2 separate regions of the Homo sapiens genome follow, and region 2 is linked to region 1. Evidence: read pairs that join two places in POLR2A ChIA-PET (ENCODE). Cell type or tissue: Panc1. All regions are shown on one strand. Region 1 overlaps SMCHD1 (structural maintenance of chromosomes flexible hinge domain containing 1). Region 2 overlaps NDC80 (NDC80 kinetochore complex component).

Evidence for each region. Peaks named below come from ENCODE experiments on the same cell type or tissue, not always from the same donor. Only the 100,000 strongest peaks of a DNase experiment are listed, where the experiment ranks them.
Region 2: POLR2A ChIA-PET joins it to region 1 with 27 read pairs; 8 of 35 experiments call an interaction of 5 or more read pairs at or near these places.

The regions. Positions count from the first base shown.
Region 1 is chr18:2,688,171-2,696,170 of GRCh38, forward strand. It overlaps SMCHD1 (structural maintenance of chromosomes flexible hinge domain containing 1), which reads left to right. Exons shown (of 48, transcript NM_015295.3): 6 at 224-338; 7 at 458-577; 8 at 6,357-6,523. Among named protein-coding and RNA genes, the nearest start is that of SMCHD1, 36 kb to the left of the region's middle. In Panc1, no CTCF peak of the experiment used is centred here; a DNase peak (open chromatin) is centred at 4,530.
Region 2 is chr18:2,577,901-2,585,900 of GRCh38, forward strand. It overlaps NDC80 (NDC80 kinetochore complex component), which reads left to right. Exons shown (of 17, transcript NM_006101.3): 5 at 69-241; 6 at 1,027-1,129; 7 at 7,213-7,302. Among named protein-coding and RNA genes, the nearest start is that of NDC80, 10 kb to the left of the region's middle. In Panc1, no CTCF peak of the experiment used is centred here; no DNase peak of the experiment used is centred here.

The sequences.
Region 1 (8,000 bases):
TTTGCATTTCTTAAAAGTTTTCAGCTAAAGCTGATGCATCTGGCCTGGGGACTACACTTTGAGATGCACTGGAGTAGATGTCTTGACACTGATTATTTCACCTTTCAGTTAGGGGTGTTTGCAGGCGTGATCATTTTATTAACACTGAATACAAGTGCAATGAAAGTTTCTTTTGACACTTAACTAGCTTGTTTAAAATCACTGCATTAATGTTTTATTTTAGTGATCATTCAGGATATGTTCGTCCAGTACCAGTGCCACGCAGTTTAAATAGTGATATTTCCTATTTTGGTGTTGGGGGCAAGCAAGCTGTCTTCTTTGTTGGACAATCAGCCAGAGTAAGTAAAAAGATTTCTTATAAATGAAAGTTGATCAAAATATTTTGAAGTTGACTCTGTCTAAATGCATTAACCAGTTTATTAGGAATTTAAAAAGTACTCTTTTTAATATTTAACAGATGATAAGCAAACCTGCAGATTCCCAAGATGTTCACGAGCTTGTGCTTTCTAAAGAAGATTTTGAGAAGAAGGAGAAAAATAAAGAGGCAATATATAGTGGATATATTAGAAACAGAAAGGTACAATACATTTTAACTCATAATTATAAATTTACTCCTTTGGATAGACGGTGGGACAGAACTTAACTTGAAAGTATGAAATTTTCAAAATGAGTTACCCTTTCCTTTAGTCATAATAACAAAAATGGGCTTTCTCAAGCCAAAAATCTTCAGACAAGTTGTCTCATAAAGCTTACTAAGCTTTCTGTAAATTGCTTGTAGGATTGTAAGCTTTTTTCCCTGGTCTGAATTTGGGTTTTAAAATCTTTGTTGTATAATAAAATTATAGAGTAGAAAAACAGTAACAGGGTAATGGACTTTCAGGAAATTGGACCTCTAGAGAAATAAATGAGAGATTGCTCTTACAAGTTTGCATTGAAATTCTTGTGTTCATAAGACAAAATGTTAACAAATTTGAATCTTGGTGGCAAGTAAATGGTATATTTATTGTATATTCCTTCAACTCTTCTTTGTTTGAAACATGATTTTTTTTCTTTTTTTTTTTTTTTGAGATGGAGTCTCACTCTGTCTCCTGGGCTGGAGTGCAGTGGCGCAACCTCAGCTCGCTGCAACCTCCACCTCCCAGGTTCAAGATATTCTCCTGCCTCAGCCTCTCGAGTAGCTGGGATTACAGGTGCCTGCCACCATGCCCTGCTAATTTTTTTTGTAGTTTTGGTAGAGACAGTGTTTCACCATGTTGGCCAGGCTGGTTTTGAACTCCTGACCTCAAGTGATCCGCCTGCCTCAACCTCCCAAAGTGCTAGGATTACAGACGTGAGCCACCGCGCCCAGCCTGAAACATGATTTTTAATCTAAAATCTTTAATATATAAGTTAGTTTACTTACTATTTTAAGAGATGGGGTCTCACTCTGTCCCTCTGGACTAGAGTGTAGTGGTGCTATCACAGTTCACAGCAGCCTCGAACTCCTGGACTCAGGCAGTCTTCCAACCTTGGCCTCCCAAAGTGTTGGGATTACGGGAAAATATTTATTTTAAAGTGATTTTGGGCTGGGCATGGTGGCTCAGTCCTGTAATACCAGTACTTTGGGAAGCTGAGGTGGGAGGATTGCTTGAACTCAGGAGTTTAAGACCAGCCTCTGTAACATAGGAGACCTTGTCTCTACTAAAAAAAAAAAAAAAAAAAAAAAAAGCCGGGTGTGGTGGTGTGCGCCTGTAGTCCCAGCAGCTCAGCAGGCTGAGGTGGGAGGATCACTTGAGCCCAGCTGCAAGTGAGCTATGATCATGCCACTACATTCCAATTTGGGCGATAGAGCAAGACTGTCTCAAAAACAATAAAAAATTTTTAAAAGGTAATTTTGAACTTTTAAAAATTTGGCTTTCTGATTCTAAAACAACTTGTAGGAAACTTTATAGAAAAGCCTAAGGAAGATAAAAATACTCCCAAGTCCTAGAGAAGCCTACTGAAACATTTTGGTGAATTTCCTTCTAATTCAGCTTTTTAAAATATATACTTAATAGTTTTGATCCCACATTTAAAAAATTAACATGTTGAGTATTTCCCCATTATAAAATATTTTGATACACAATGGTTTTTAGTAGCTTTATAACATTTCCTTCAATGAATGTAACATAATTTCATGATTCTGTTGAGCATTTGGCTTATTTAAAGGATTTTACAGTAATTGTAAAGACATTGCGATGAGTATCTTTGCATAACATCTTACCTGAATTACAGATTTTTTTCTTAGGTTAGATTGTTATAATTTTAATAGCTGTGGTAATGAATTTGAACTTTTTTTTTGAGACAGAGTCTCACTCTCTTGCCCAGGCTGGAGTGCAGTGGCATGATCTCAGCTCACTGCAACCTCTGCCTCCCTGGTTGAAGCAATTCCCCTGCTTCAGCCTCCTGAGTAGCTGGGATTACAGGCACATGCCACCACACCTGGCTAATTTTTTTCTTTTTTTTTTTTTTTTTAGTGGAGATGGAGTTTCACCATGTTGGCCAGACTGGTCTCAAACTCCTGACCTCAGGCAGTCCGCCCACCTCGGCCTCCCAAAGTGCTAGGATTACAGGTGTGAGCCACCACGCCCAGCCTGAATTTGAACTTTTTAAATGTTCATGGCATGTATTTCAAAACTGCTTGTCAGAAAGGTTAAACCCAAAGTCACATACACTTCCAACAACTGTATGGAAGCACATTTCTGATCATTTATTTTTCAAAAGAATGAGAAGGGGAGAGGGCAGCAAAATGTTGGCCATTTGATAATTGAAAAAAAAAAAAAAAACCTTTTCTTTCATTAGTTGATGGGTTGGATTTTTTTTTTCCATTTTATTATCCACTTTTATTTTCTCGATAACTTAATATACCCTTTGTGCAGGACATTACTTTCTTTTCTTTGTTTCATTTACTTAACAAATTGCATATTTTGATATTTTTACATAACAGTATTCCATCTTGTCTTAACCACCACAGAGCCCTATAAAATATAATGGTGGAAATATTACTTGCCATGATAAAACTGGTGAAAAATAGGAATTGAGAATTTAGGTGGTTTTCAAAACTGTGTGCATATTACAAAGCTTGTATACAACTGTGTCTCTTGGAGCACCATTTTTCTGCCAGCCTTTTCTGTGTTTTGTGCTTAGTTCTTCCCAACAAACATTTCTTGGGTACCAACAAGTACCTGGTCTGTTTCCTTTTCTGACTAGTCTTTTCCAGCCTATTTTTGTTGGACTTCTATCTCTGATCTGTGAGCAGTTTTCAGAATGTGGGTGGAATTGGTGGTTCTTGTTCTATAGTCAACAGTCTTACCTTTTCTAAAGATGTGTTATTTGCTACTTATGTCAAAAGCTCTCAAATCTGTGTTTCGTGTGAAAACTTTTCTCAATACTGAGACACTGAATCATGCTAGCTTCAGTAAAGGAAACAGACCATCCTGGGCCTTTTAACAGAAAATATTTAATAGAGGGAATTAGATGCTTACCTGATTATTGGAAGGGCCAAAGGAATGAATTATGGGCTAAGCCTTCTAGAATGATGCCAGGAATCTGAAGTTATCCTGGAGGGATGCTGCAACATTTGCTATAATCATTCAGTTAGAGGACCACCACTGGGTCTGGGATTCAGGAACTCGCTGCTGTATCTGTGATCCACGAGTTGGAATGATCTCACTGCCACAATTGCTCCAAAACTGGAAAACAGAGTTTCTGGCCATAACTAGGGCTGCAGTGGCCTTTTGACACTTTAAACCTGAAACCTGGTTACTGATCTTTCAGTGCCTTGTGTGATAACACAAAACTTTTAAAAAACTTCAGGAAATAGCCTCTGCTTCATTTTTGGCATCCACATTTTGGCTGGTACATCTAATTGGTGAAAACTAATTTGCATCCACAATCCAAACAGTATTTTTTTGCCTTCCAACCTCTGCAGCCCAAGAGAGTACAGTAAAAGGTGGTAGGAATGGGTGATGAATACCAACTGATCATATCCAGTACACTCATTTCCAGGTTCAATTAGATGTTCTTTCTTAGGTGTTCGAGGAGTAACTCACTTTTGGTACCTTTGAAGTCAAATATTGGCTGGGCACAGTGGCTCATGCCTGTAATCCTAGCAGTTTGGGAGGCTGCGGAGGGAGAATCTCTTGAGCCCAGGAGTTCAAGACCAGCTGGGCAACATTGAGAGACCATGTCTCTTAAAAGAAAGAGATCAAATATTATCCGTAAACCTTTCTTATTCTCTCCTTCTCCTGTCTTCCTCTCAACTACCCTTTACAATTACTGGCATCCACTAGCCATGCAGTTAAAGTTGGTAATCCTTTTTGTTAATCATTCAGCACATTTAATTTTGTCTTTTATATTATTTTCTTTCATCTATCCTCTCTTCCACCCACTTTCCACTGCTCTAATTCAGCCATCCCGCTTCATCTTTTATCATGTTTATCGTATGTCCTAAAACTACCTTGTTTCCTTTATGCTCTTGAATTCATGTTCTCATTTGTCTGGAATGTTATTATTCAGTCATCTGCTGGGTGACTGTCACCCTCGTTTTACCTCTGTAGCTCTTGGTTCATATCTTCATACATAATAGCATATTGTTTTGTAATCATTTGTTTTTTCATCTCCTACCAGATGGAATTTGTAGAGCACAAAGGCACTGTCTTATTTATCTTGAACCTATCTTTCTCAGGCCCAAGTTGAGGCATAGGACTTACAGAAGATGCTTGATAAATATTTGGATAATGAATTTGCATCGTTAGTAAATTCAGACTAATCTCCTGACTCAAAGTATATGAAATGTTACTTGTATATATTGTAGCTGTGATATTAGCAATTAGTGTATAGAGATGCATTATAATGGTTTTGAAGGGGTATGGTCTTAAGGATTTATTGTTTTTTAAATCAGAAATTTTAGAATTTGATAGACAAATTCTGAAAGAGCTGTAACACTTTTTAATTAAGCAAGTAATCATACATACTTATTTTTAAAAATCAACTTGATTTCCTAGATAGAATAGTTTAGTCTGTTTTTATTTCCACAGTTTTATAATGTATATAGCAACATACACAGTAGATATAGTCTCCTATCACTTAAGGACAGGGATGCATTCTGAGAAATGTGTCATTAGGTTATTTTGTTGCTATGTGAACATCATAGAGTGTACTTATACAAACTTAGATGGCATAGCCTGCTACACACCTAGGCTATATGGTATAGGGTACTGCTCCTAGTCTACAAATTTGTACAGCTTGTTACCCCAGGCAGTTGTAACAGAATGGTAAATATTTGTGTAGCTAAACATAGAAAAGGTACACTAATTTTACAATACTGTATCATCTTATGGGACCACTGCAGTCAATTGTTGACAAAAATGTTATGTGACATATGACTGTATATGAATACACACACAAACGCGCATGCGTGCATACCATGTTTTTTGTTTGTTTGTTTGTTTGTTTGTTTGTTTTTTGAGACATGCTTGTTGCCCAGGCTGGAGTGCAGTGGCGCGATCTTGGCTCACTGCAACCTCAGCCTCCCGGGCTCAAGCGATTCTCCTGCCTCAGCCTCCCTAGTAGCTGGGTTTATAGGCGTGTACCACCACGCCTGGCTACTTTTGTATTTTAAGTAGAGATGGGGTTTCGGCTTGTTGGCCAGGCTGATCTTAAACTCCTGACCTCAGGTGATCTGCCCGCCTCAACCTCCCAAAGTGCTGGGATTACGGGAGTGAGCTACCACGCCCGGCCTGCAATTTTTTAAAACATAGATTCATACTACAGATGGAGAAGTTTGTAATTTTATCCTCAAATTCCCCTACTAACTCCCTTCCATAAGTTTTAGATATTCTCTGAAAGTGGGTTGGTGTCCAGGATGATTTTACTTTTAAGCACTATGTGTTTGGGCTTAGCTAGCTGGGTCCAGCCTGCCCTGTAGTTTTCTTGAACATGGAGGGCTGGGCATTGGTCCTGACCAAGTTAAGTGGTAGGTCTCCCAAGCAAGCGTTCATTCTACCCTAGGGGTAAGTGTCCTCAATTTTTTAAGGCATTTTAAAACTCAGTATTTGTCTTTACCTTTTCGTTTATGATTCTAAAATCGGTTTAGCATTATAAGATAGGGTGCTCTTTATGCATGCTAGTTTAGCAGTCTGTGTGAAAGTTCCCTTGTCTTCACAGTGTTGTCACATACTCAGCCAGTTTGTTGTATTGGGCCAGTTTCCTCCAAAGCTTTTCTGAAACCTATTTGTGAAACTCCAAGTAAATCACATTAAAATTTGATGCAATAGCTATTTGTATAATTATAATTTAGATGATTTAATCTGTTGTATTTCTGTTCACTCTTGTAGCCCTCTGATTCTGTTCACATTACAAATGATGATGAAAGATTTCTACATCATCTTATCATAGAGGAGAAGGAAAAAGATAGCTTTACTGCTGTGGTTATCACAGGGGTACAACCAGAACACATACAGTACTTGAAAAATTATTTCCACCTTTGGACACGACAGTTAGCGTAAGTAATTATATTTGGCTTAGGAAATGTTGCTACTTAACTTTTTTAAGGCAGAAAACATTACAGATATATTGAAGCCTCTTTGGTATCCGTTTTGCTCCTGTCTCATTTTCTTCCCTTTAGTATTATCCAGTACTCTGATATTGGTGTTAAAACAGCTCTCTATTCATTTATTCTGTAAATATTTATAGATCACCTCTAGTGTACTGAGCATTATTTGAGGCACAGGATTTTGACAATATTATAAAATTAAAAAAGAACTTCACAGTTTGTCAGATTGAGCACTATATCACTTCCATGACCCCGTTTTGTGCTTCTTTTCCATAGGACCTGTCGTAATCTTCCATACCATATATATTTATTTTTGTTGTTAAATTCACTGCTGTATCTCCAATGTCTTCTAGAAGAATACTTGCTACATGGTAGATGCTCAAATGTTTATCAAGTGAATGAATGCATCAAGCCTATTAAAATAAAAAATATACGTACATATGTGCCTATATGACATTAGTACTGAAAATAATCATTGTGTTTTTATTCCAGTAACACTTGTAGGGACTCTATATTCCATTAGACCAAATCAGAGGAATAGTTATTTAATGGCTCTAAAAAAAAATTTTTTTTTTTTTTTTTGAGACGGAGTTTCACTCTTGTTGCCCAGGCTGGAGTGCAATGGCGCACTCTTGGCTCACTGCAACCACCACCTCCTGGGTTCAAGTGATTCTCCTGCCTCAGCCTCCCGAGTAGCTGGGATTACAGGCGCGTGCCACCACACTCAACTAATTTTTGTATTTTTAGTAGAGACAGGTTTTTGCCGTGTTGGCCAGGCTGGTCTTGAACTCCTGACCTCAGGTGATCCACCCACCTCAGCCTCCCAAAGTACTGGGATTACAGGCGTGAGCCATCGCGCCCGGCCTAAAATTTTTTTTTTATAGCTATGTGATACATACGATTTACTGTATTGTTTCCCTAATTTGCATTAGTATGAATTACTGAGACTTGCAAAATGGGTACATCTGCTCAAAATTCATATTTTAAAAATGTATCTTTTTACATTTACCCAAAAGGCTATTGTTCTTGAGAGTCTCAATTTTATACGTAATTATACGCTAAGAGAATTTTAAAATTTTTTTATGGGAAAATAAATTTGGTTTTAGGAATACCTTTTTTCTTGTTGAAGTTGTTTATTATCCCTGTTACCCAAGGTATTTAAGTAGGACTTTGCAGTTTTCTTCAAGTACATATTTTATTAGCTATTTTATAGTTTATTGAAGGAACTCAGTGTACATTAACACATAATTTAAATATACTCTTGCTCTAATGAAGGATTATGAAGAAATATTGCAAATTTCTATTTCACGAATAAAGACGTGGTATTTTATAATCCTGAACAATGTTACCAAAATATAATCTTTTTTAACCTTTTCTGAAAAAATAAAGAGGTGTTATTTCCAAAATGTTGGTTTTCAGTGAGATG
Region 2 (8,000 bases), 110 kb before region 1:
GTTGTCATAGGTATTTTCCAATAATTTTCCATTACAAAACGTTTGGTGGTTCATAAAAATTATTGTAGTTTCTTACAGAAAATGGTTATGCACATAATGTGTCCATGAAATCTCTACAAGCTCCCTCTGTTAAAGACTTCCTGAAGATCTTCACATTTCTTTATGGCTTCCTGTGCCCCTCATACGAACTTCCTGACACAAAGTTTGAAGAAGAGGTTCCAAGAATCTTTAAAGACCTTGGGTATGTATATTTCTTATTAGTTTAGAGACATGACTGGCACACAGAGATGAAACAAATTAAATCAATTTGTAAAAAGTTTGAGTTACAGAAATAATATGTTTTAAGATGACCACTGTGGGCAATATATGTAGGATAAATTGAAGAGAAAAAAAGCAACTGCTTACAAAAAAACAAATAAAAATTGCTAGTGGTAGAAGCAAGAAGGATTAACAAATTGTTAGTAACTGATCAAGTTTGATGATGGGTACAGACGGATAAAATCCACTTTTCTTTGTTTAAAAAAAAACTACTCGTAGATTATTACAGAGCAACAGAAGACAGAATATAAAGCCCTGAACTGCTGAAGTGACAGAGAATAGAAAAGACAGACTGGATACCACAGATTTTACAGAAGCCAAAAACAAAAAAAAACAGGATTCACGCCTGGTGAAAACAGAGTGTGATGAAATTGAAAGTGGGAAGAATGGATTTGGAGGTGTACATACATGTCATTTATTGGGGGTATATTGAATTTGAGGGAACAAAAGATGTTTTGGGAGAGTAGTCCAGCATATTGGTTGTATAGGTCAAGTTCTGCAGCTTCGGGGATAGATGTACAAAGTAATCTACAGAGAAATACACAGAGATAAGATGACTAAGGATAGAATCCTAACATATCTTACCTCTAAACAAGTCAAGACTGAGTGTGTATGTGGAATTTTTTAAATGTAACTTCTTGATTAACCATTATCTTTACTAAATTATAATAACATTAAATTAGCTTATGTTTTTCTGATTTCTCATAGGTATCCTTTTGCACTATCCAAAAGCTCCATGTACACAGTGGGGGCTCCTCATACATGGCCTCACATTGTGGCAGCCTTAGTTTGGCTAATAGACTGCATCAAGGTATTTGATTTGTTCTTTTGAAATGTATACATGGGAAAGGGTTTTTTTCCTCAAAAAAAATATTTTCTCTCCCAGTCTTTTGACAGTATTCTCAAAGTCTGCTTCAGAGTTTTCATTTTTCAAAGCACATTTGATTTTAAGTTTTTCAAACTATTATCACAAGGTAAAAGGAAGAAAGTACCAATTGATAAGGAGATTATTTATTATCATGAGGTTTTACAACTCAAAAAAATGAGTCAATAGGAAATTCATTTTTTATTTTCCCTCATGAAATTCGTTTTTACCCTTTTTAATTAAAATCCATATTCACTGCAAGAAGTTTGGAGAATACAGTGATATAACCATAATCTCCAAACTCAGACAATAACATAAAATGTTTCCTTGTGATATTTTGTTTTGTTTTGTTTTTTGTTTTTGAGAGGGAGTCTCGCTGTGTTGCCCAGGCTGGAGTGCGGTGGCATGATCTCAGCTCACTTCAACCTCCGCTTCCCAGGTTCAAGAAATTCTCCTGCCTCAGCCTCCTGAGTAGCTGGGATTACAGGCATGCACCACCATGCCTGGCTAATTTTCTATTTTTAGTAGAGACGGGGTTCCACCATGTTAGCCAGGCTGGTCTCAAACTCCTGACCTCAGGTGATCTGCCCGCCTCAGCCTCCCAAAGTGCTGGGATTACAGGCCTAAGCCACCATGACCGGCCCCTTGTGATATAGTTTAAAAGTGTGTGTTGCTGTGCAAAGTACTATATGTATGTTTTTTAAACTTTTGATACATACCGACAAATTTTTCTCTAGAAAACTTGTACCAATTAAAAGCTCAACAATGTTTGAGCATACCCATTTTTCCAAACTGTTAGCATTGTTGTTTTAAAATCTTTATCAATTTAGGAGGTGAAAAATAGCTTGTTTATATATAAATGTGTGTGTATATGTGTATATGTGTGTATGTATATATATTTAAACAATTTATGTTTTTATATGGTTATTTTTCTTTTAACTTGCTTGTACATGGTTTTTCAGGCAAGTTTTATTTCACCTTTGCTTTTTGCCATGAATTTGAATCTTTATATATTAAACTTACTGATGGTTTTAATAGTTGGCAACACAACAAGCAAAAAAAATTGACAGCTAATTTTTTCTTATTTACATTTTTTGTTTTTAAAGGTGAATTTTTTACATTTATTATAATATCTACTCTTCTGATTTTTTTTTGTGTTGATTTGCAAGGGTGCCATTTTGCAAGTCAAAAATGGTCGAGTCAGAGAAATTAGTTCCTCTCTATATGGTGCAAGCAATTTTTTTCTCTCTCTCTTTTTTTTTTTAATTTCATGTGCTGTTTTATCTGTTCAGAAATGTGAGTTTTTATCTAATTTAATGCAGTCTCTCCTTTTGTAGCTTCTGAGTTTCCTGTCCTACTTAGTGCTAGAATTCCTAAAGCTAATACTGTTCCCCTGACATTGTCTTGGCCATCAGCAAGGCTTTAACTAAATGAAGGCAGGCACTGGGTATATGGATTTTGACCCAGGAGCCATGCTGGTACATACAGTACCACCCATTGTCAAGAGAGTAGAATTCCAATGCCATAGCCCATTAATAAAAATCCAAGTTTCATTGGACTTTATATATAACATTTATGCATTCAATTTGTCTCTCCCCGGTGATGCCCATGGACATTTGATAACTACTTTTTTGGTCTCACCATCAGATTTTTTTTTTTTTTTTTTTTTTTTTTTTTGAGACGAGTCTCACTCTGTCGCCTGGGCTGGAGTGCAGTGGCACAATCTCGGCTCACTGCAACCTCCACCTCCCAGGTTCAAACAGTTCTCTGCCTCAGCCTCCCGAGTAGCTGGGATTATAGGCACCCGCCATCACATCCGGCTAATTTTTTGTATTTTTAGTAGAGATGGGGTTTCACCATCTTGGCCAGGCTGGTCTCAAACTTCTGACCTCGTGATCCGCCCACCTCAGCCTCCCAAAGTGCTGGGATTACAGGCATGAGCCACCACGCCCGGCCCTCCAAGCCCATTATTTAAGTTGGAATCCCCTCCTTTTTATATTGCTTTGCATGATGTGATGTATTAATCCGTGAGAGACTGCAGGTTTCTTTTTCTAATTTTCTTTCTTACTTAACATAAGCCTAGAAATTAAGCCACATTTAGGAAGGCCTTTTTTCCTCCCCAGTGTTTTTTAAAAACAATTTTACAAATTTTCTCGTAGTATTTTGTATGGCTTCTTTGTGCTGTGTTTAAATCTTAATTCATCTCCAATTTATTTTAGTATAAGAAAGAGAAGGCCTTCTTTTTTAAATAATTCACTCATGTATCACAGTCCCATTTATGGAAAAACTGATATTGGTCGGGCACTGTGGCTCATGCCTGTAATCCCAGCACTTTGGGAGGCTGAGGCAGGTAGATCACCCGAGATCAGAAGTTAGAGACCAGCCTGGCCAACATGACAAAACCCCATCTCTACTAAAAATACAAAAATATTAGCCGGGTGTGATGGTGCATGCCGTCCCGGCTACTTGGGAAGCTGAGGCACAAGAATCATTTGAACCCAGGAGGTGGAGGTTGCAGTGAGCCGATATCACACCACTGCACTGCAGCCTAGGCAACAGAGCAAAACTCCATCTCAAAAATAAATAATATTTTCCCCACAGTTTTGAACTGTCACTAGTATGTTCTTAATTAAACCTATTTCTCTGATCTTTTTTTTCTATCCCTGCTTCATGACCATACTAATTCCTGTCACTTTCTAATATATTTTATCTAGAAGATGAACATTCTTACTTCTTTTCACAATGTTAGCTATTGTCGTATCCTCACTCTCTAAATTATTTTTTCAGATTTTAACAAAATCTTGTGATTTTGTTATTATTGACATAACATTGAATTCATGATATATAAGGGGAAATTTCCATCCTGTCAATATTTAATCTTGTCATATGGGAAAGTGTTAAATCTCATTTGTTCATCTTTTTTGTTCCTTCATTAAGATTTTGTTTTTGTTTTTTCGTTCTATGGTGGTTTTTTGTTTGTTTGTTTGTTTGTTTGTTTGTTTGTTTGTTTTGAAACAGAGTCTTGCTTTGTTGCCCAGGCTGGAATGCAGTGGCATGATCTCAGCTCACTACAATCTCCACCTCCCAGGTTCAAGCAATTCTCATGCCTCAGCCTCCCAAGTAGCTAGGATTACAGGTGCCCACCACCACGCCCAGCTAATTTTTGTATTTTCAGTAGAGACAGCGTGTCACCATGTTGGCCAGGCTGATCTTGAACTCCTGACCTAAGGTGATCCACCTGCCTCAGCCTCCCAAAGTGCTGGGATTACAAGTGTGAGCCACCATGCCTGGCCATGTAGTTTTCTTAATATCAAACAACATATTTTTTATCAATGCCATGTGTTTTGTTACTATGATGAACAGACTCTCTTTTTTTAATTCTATTTCCATGGTGATTATTACTAAAAGAGTTTTTTGTGTTTACTACCCTTATTGAATTGCTTTATTACAACTACTGTTCTCAGTTGATTTCTATTACTAACCACTGTTTTTAAATTAAATATTTTTCATTGTATCGTTTAGTATGATATATTCAGTAGAAGATAATGTTTTGCATGTTGAAGTTTATTCACTTTTATCAAAGAATGATCTTTGAAGGTTATCCTATGCTTTTGCAGGATGTATTGAGATTATTCTTGTTATCTTGACCTATTGATCTAATATGTTGATTTCCTAATGACCTCTATTTGTTCATTGTTTATTATTCATTTGTTATGCTCCTAAATTGTTTGTTCATGCTTTGTAAATAAACTTTGATTTCCTATTTCACTATGCCTCCTTGCACAGAACTTGGCACATAATCAGTCCTTATTACAGTGTCTAAGTGATAATAATTTAGCTAAAGTTACTAAGTCTTCTCTACTAAGGACCATAAATAGGAGGGTTGCATACACTTCAGGAGCGTCTTGTTAGCCTTTTGGTTAGTGATCAAAGTGGACTTGGACCTGACTTATCCCAGATCCCTCTGTGTCCTTTTCCTCCTCTGATGTTTCACAATATTAAGAAGTGGTGTTAGAGTGGAAAACGCCACCTTTCAATGAAAACATGATTCAAATCTATACTTTTTATATCTATAATTACAGGTTGAAACTATTTCAACCAGTCTTCCTAGTTCACAATTCTTCAGTCCTTTCAGTAGTCTTTTCTATAGCTCTTGGGGATCTGTATGTCCCTGTGTAAGACTCTCCTTGAATCTTGCAAAGTAGCAAGAGTTTTCATAAGGCCCTTGGCAAGGTGACAGAAGCTGTCTTTACCCTGATGACAAGATATAAGATTCTGTTCCTTATCTTGGGTTCTGCCCTACATGTCTTTCAGACATTATTAAATCTGTGTGTTGGCCGGGCGCAGTAGCTCATGCCTGTAATCCCAACACTTTGGGAGGCCAAGGTGGGTGGATCACCTGAGGTCAGGAGTTCGACACCAGCCTGGCCAATATAGTGAAACCCCGTCTCTACTAAAAATGCAAAAATTAGGCATAGTGACAGGTACCTGTAATCCCAGCTACTCAGGAGGCTGAGGCAGGAGAATCGCTTGAACCCAGGAAGCGGAGGTTGCAGTGAGCCGAGATCTCAGCCACTGCACTCCAGCCTGGGCGACAGAGGGAGACTCCGTCTCAAAAAAAAAAAAAAAAATCTGTCTGCCACCTGAGGCCTTGTCGAAAAAAGACAAGGTAGAAGACCCAGTTGTTAGAGCTCTTCTGCATCCGCCTTAGATAAACAAAGAATCTTCTGAATGCCTTTAGAATAGGAAAGGGGTAGCAGGGCAAACAACTCTAGGCTGAGGACATTGTCTCCCTGAGAAATCCTGTATGCGAAACCCCATTCTTCTTTTATGTACTCCTAACGCATAGTCCTTTTCTTAGAAGTTAGTATTCTTATACTTAGTGTTCATTATACTATTAGATACCTATTGATATCTTGGCCAGGTGCAGTGGCTCATGATGCCTGTTATTCGCTGCATTTTGGGAGGCCAAGGCGGGTGGATCACCTGAGGTCAGGAGTTCGAGACCAGCCTGGCCAACATGGTGAAACCCCGTCTCTACTGAAAATATAAAAATTAGCCAGGCATGGTGGCTCATGCCTGTAATCCCAGGTACTCCAGAGGGGGAGACAGGAGAATCACCTGAACCCAGGAGGCAGAGGTTGCAGTGAGCTGAGATTGCACCACTGCACTCCATCCTGGGTGACAAAGTGAGACTCCGTCTCAAAAAAAAAAAAAAATACATATTTATATCTAGATATCTCTATATCAAGATAATAGATATTAATAGATAATATATTTATATCTAGTATATCTGTGTTTATATCTACATTTTTATATATTTATAGTAATTTCATTTAAATTTTCTATTTTTTCATGTTTTAAATGTTATGTTTTTAAAAGAAGATATAAAAACAGGCATTCCAAAATGGAATTTCTATGCCTTAAAAACCTTTAACTATTTTCCTTTTGGCTTGTCAATTTTAACCATCTGAATGTTTTGCTATAATTTATGTTATCACTTGCAGTTTAAACTATTGTATTTCTAAAGATTTTCTATTGTAAAATTTCATCTAAAGTTCATATTGTACATACTGAAGGAGTTACTCGATTAACATTTGAGCACCAGAATTGAGCTCAAAGAGAAAAATTATTATTGGCTCACCTTTTATGTGGCAATTCTGTTTTGGATTCTTAGTTAAAGTTGCATTAAAATGTGTATATTTGCACTTACTGGGTTAATAACAGCATAAAGGTCAACATTTTTCTCTGTAGAACAGAAGTAAATATAGAGTCCATCCTTTCTAGATCCTGAAGAGTTTAGTTACTAAACAAAAGGGTTTTGAAATTATCGAAAGGATACCTGCAAATTGTTTTATTCGAAAGAAAGTCAAAAGTGTTAATGTTCAATATAATAACCTATCAAAAGAGACTTTTAGTTACACAATAATGTAAATGCTTCTAAAATTGACACTGAAAACAGAATTTGCCAAAAAATGAAAGTTGTGTTTTTCAGATCAACTTGCTTTTCTTGCTTGTGTACTAATTAGATACATACTGCCATGAAAGAAAGCTCACCTTTATTTGATGATGGGCAGCCTTGGGGAGAAGAAACTGAAGATGGAATTATGCATAATAAGGTACCATGTATTATCATAAACTGTAATAATGAATTGCCTTGATATTATTGTGTCACTATTGGATTTAATACAGATGCCCCTCGACTTATGATAGAGTAATAAACCGACTGTAAGGTGAAAATATCATGTCAAAAATGCATTTAATACACTTAACCTGCCAAACGTCATAGCTTGGCCTAGCCTACCTTAAACATTCTCAGAACAATTAAACTAGCTTACAGTTGGGCAAAATTAATCTAACACAAAGCGTATTTTATAATAAAGTATTGAATAGCTCTTGTAATTTATTGAATACTATACTAACAGTGAAAAACAAAAAGGTTGTATGGATACTTGAAGGATGGTTTCTACTCCATTGCTTTTGCACCATCAGAAAGCTGAAAAATCTGAAGTCAAACCATCGTTAAGTCAGGGATTGTCTGTATATTCTTCTGTAGAGTTGTTTTTTTGCTTCCTGAAAACATTATAAATTTGTTTTTTTTAATATTAATGGATCTGTTTGAATCACATTATAATTTCTTAAAAATAACTAGGCACAAAAATTTGAAAATTTTAACTAAGTAAAAAATGGAAGGGGATTGGAATTAAATCATAACATGTTATATGTTATAGACGTAATGTTTCTTTTCCTCCTTTATGTCGTGGAATGAAGATATCAGTATTGGCAACATTATTTTAATGTAATTCTTTGTCAACAC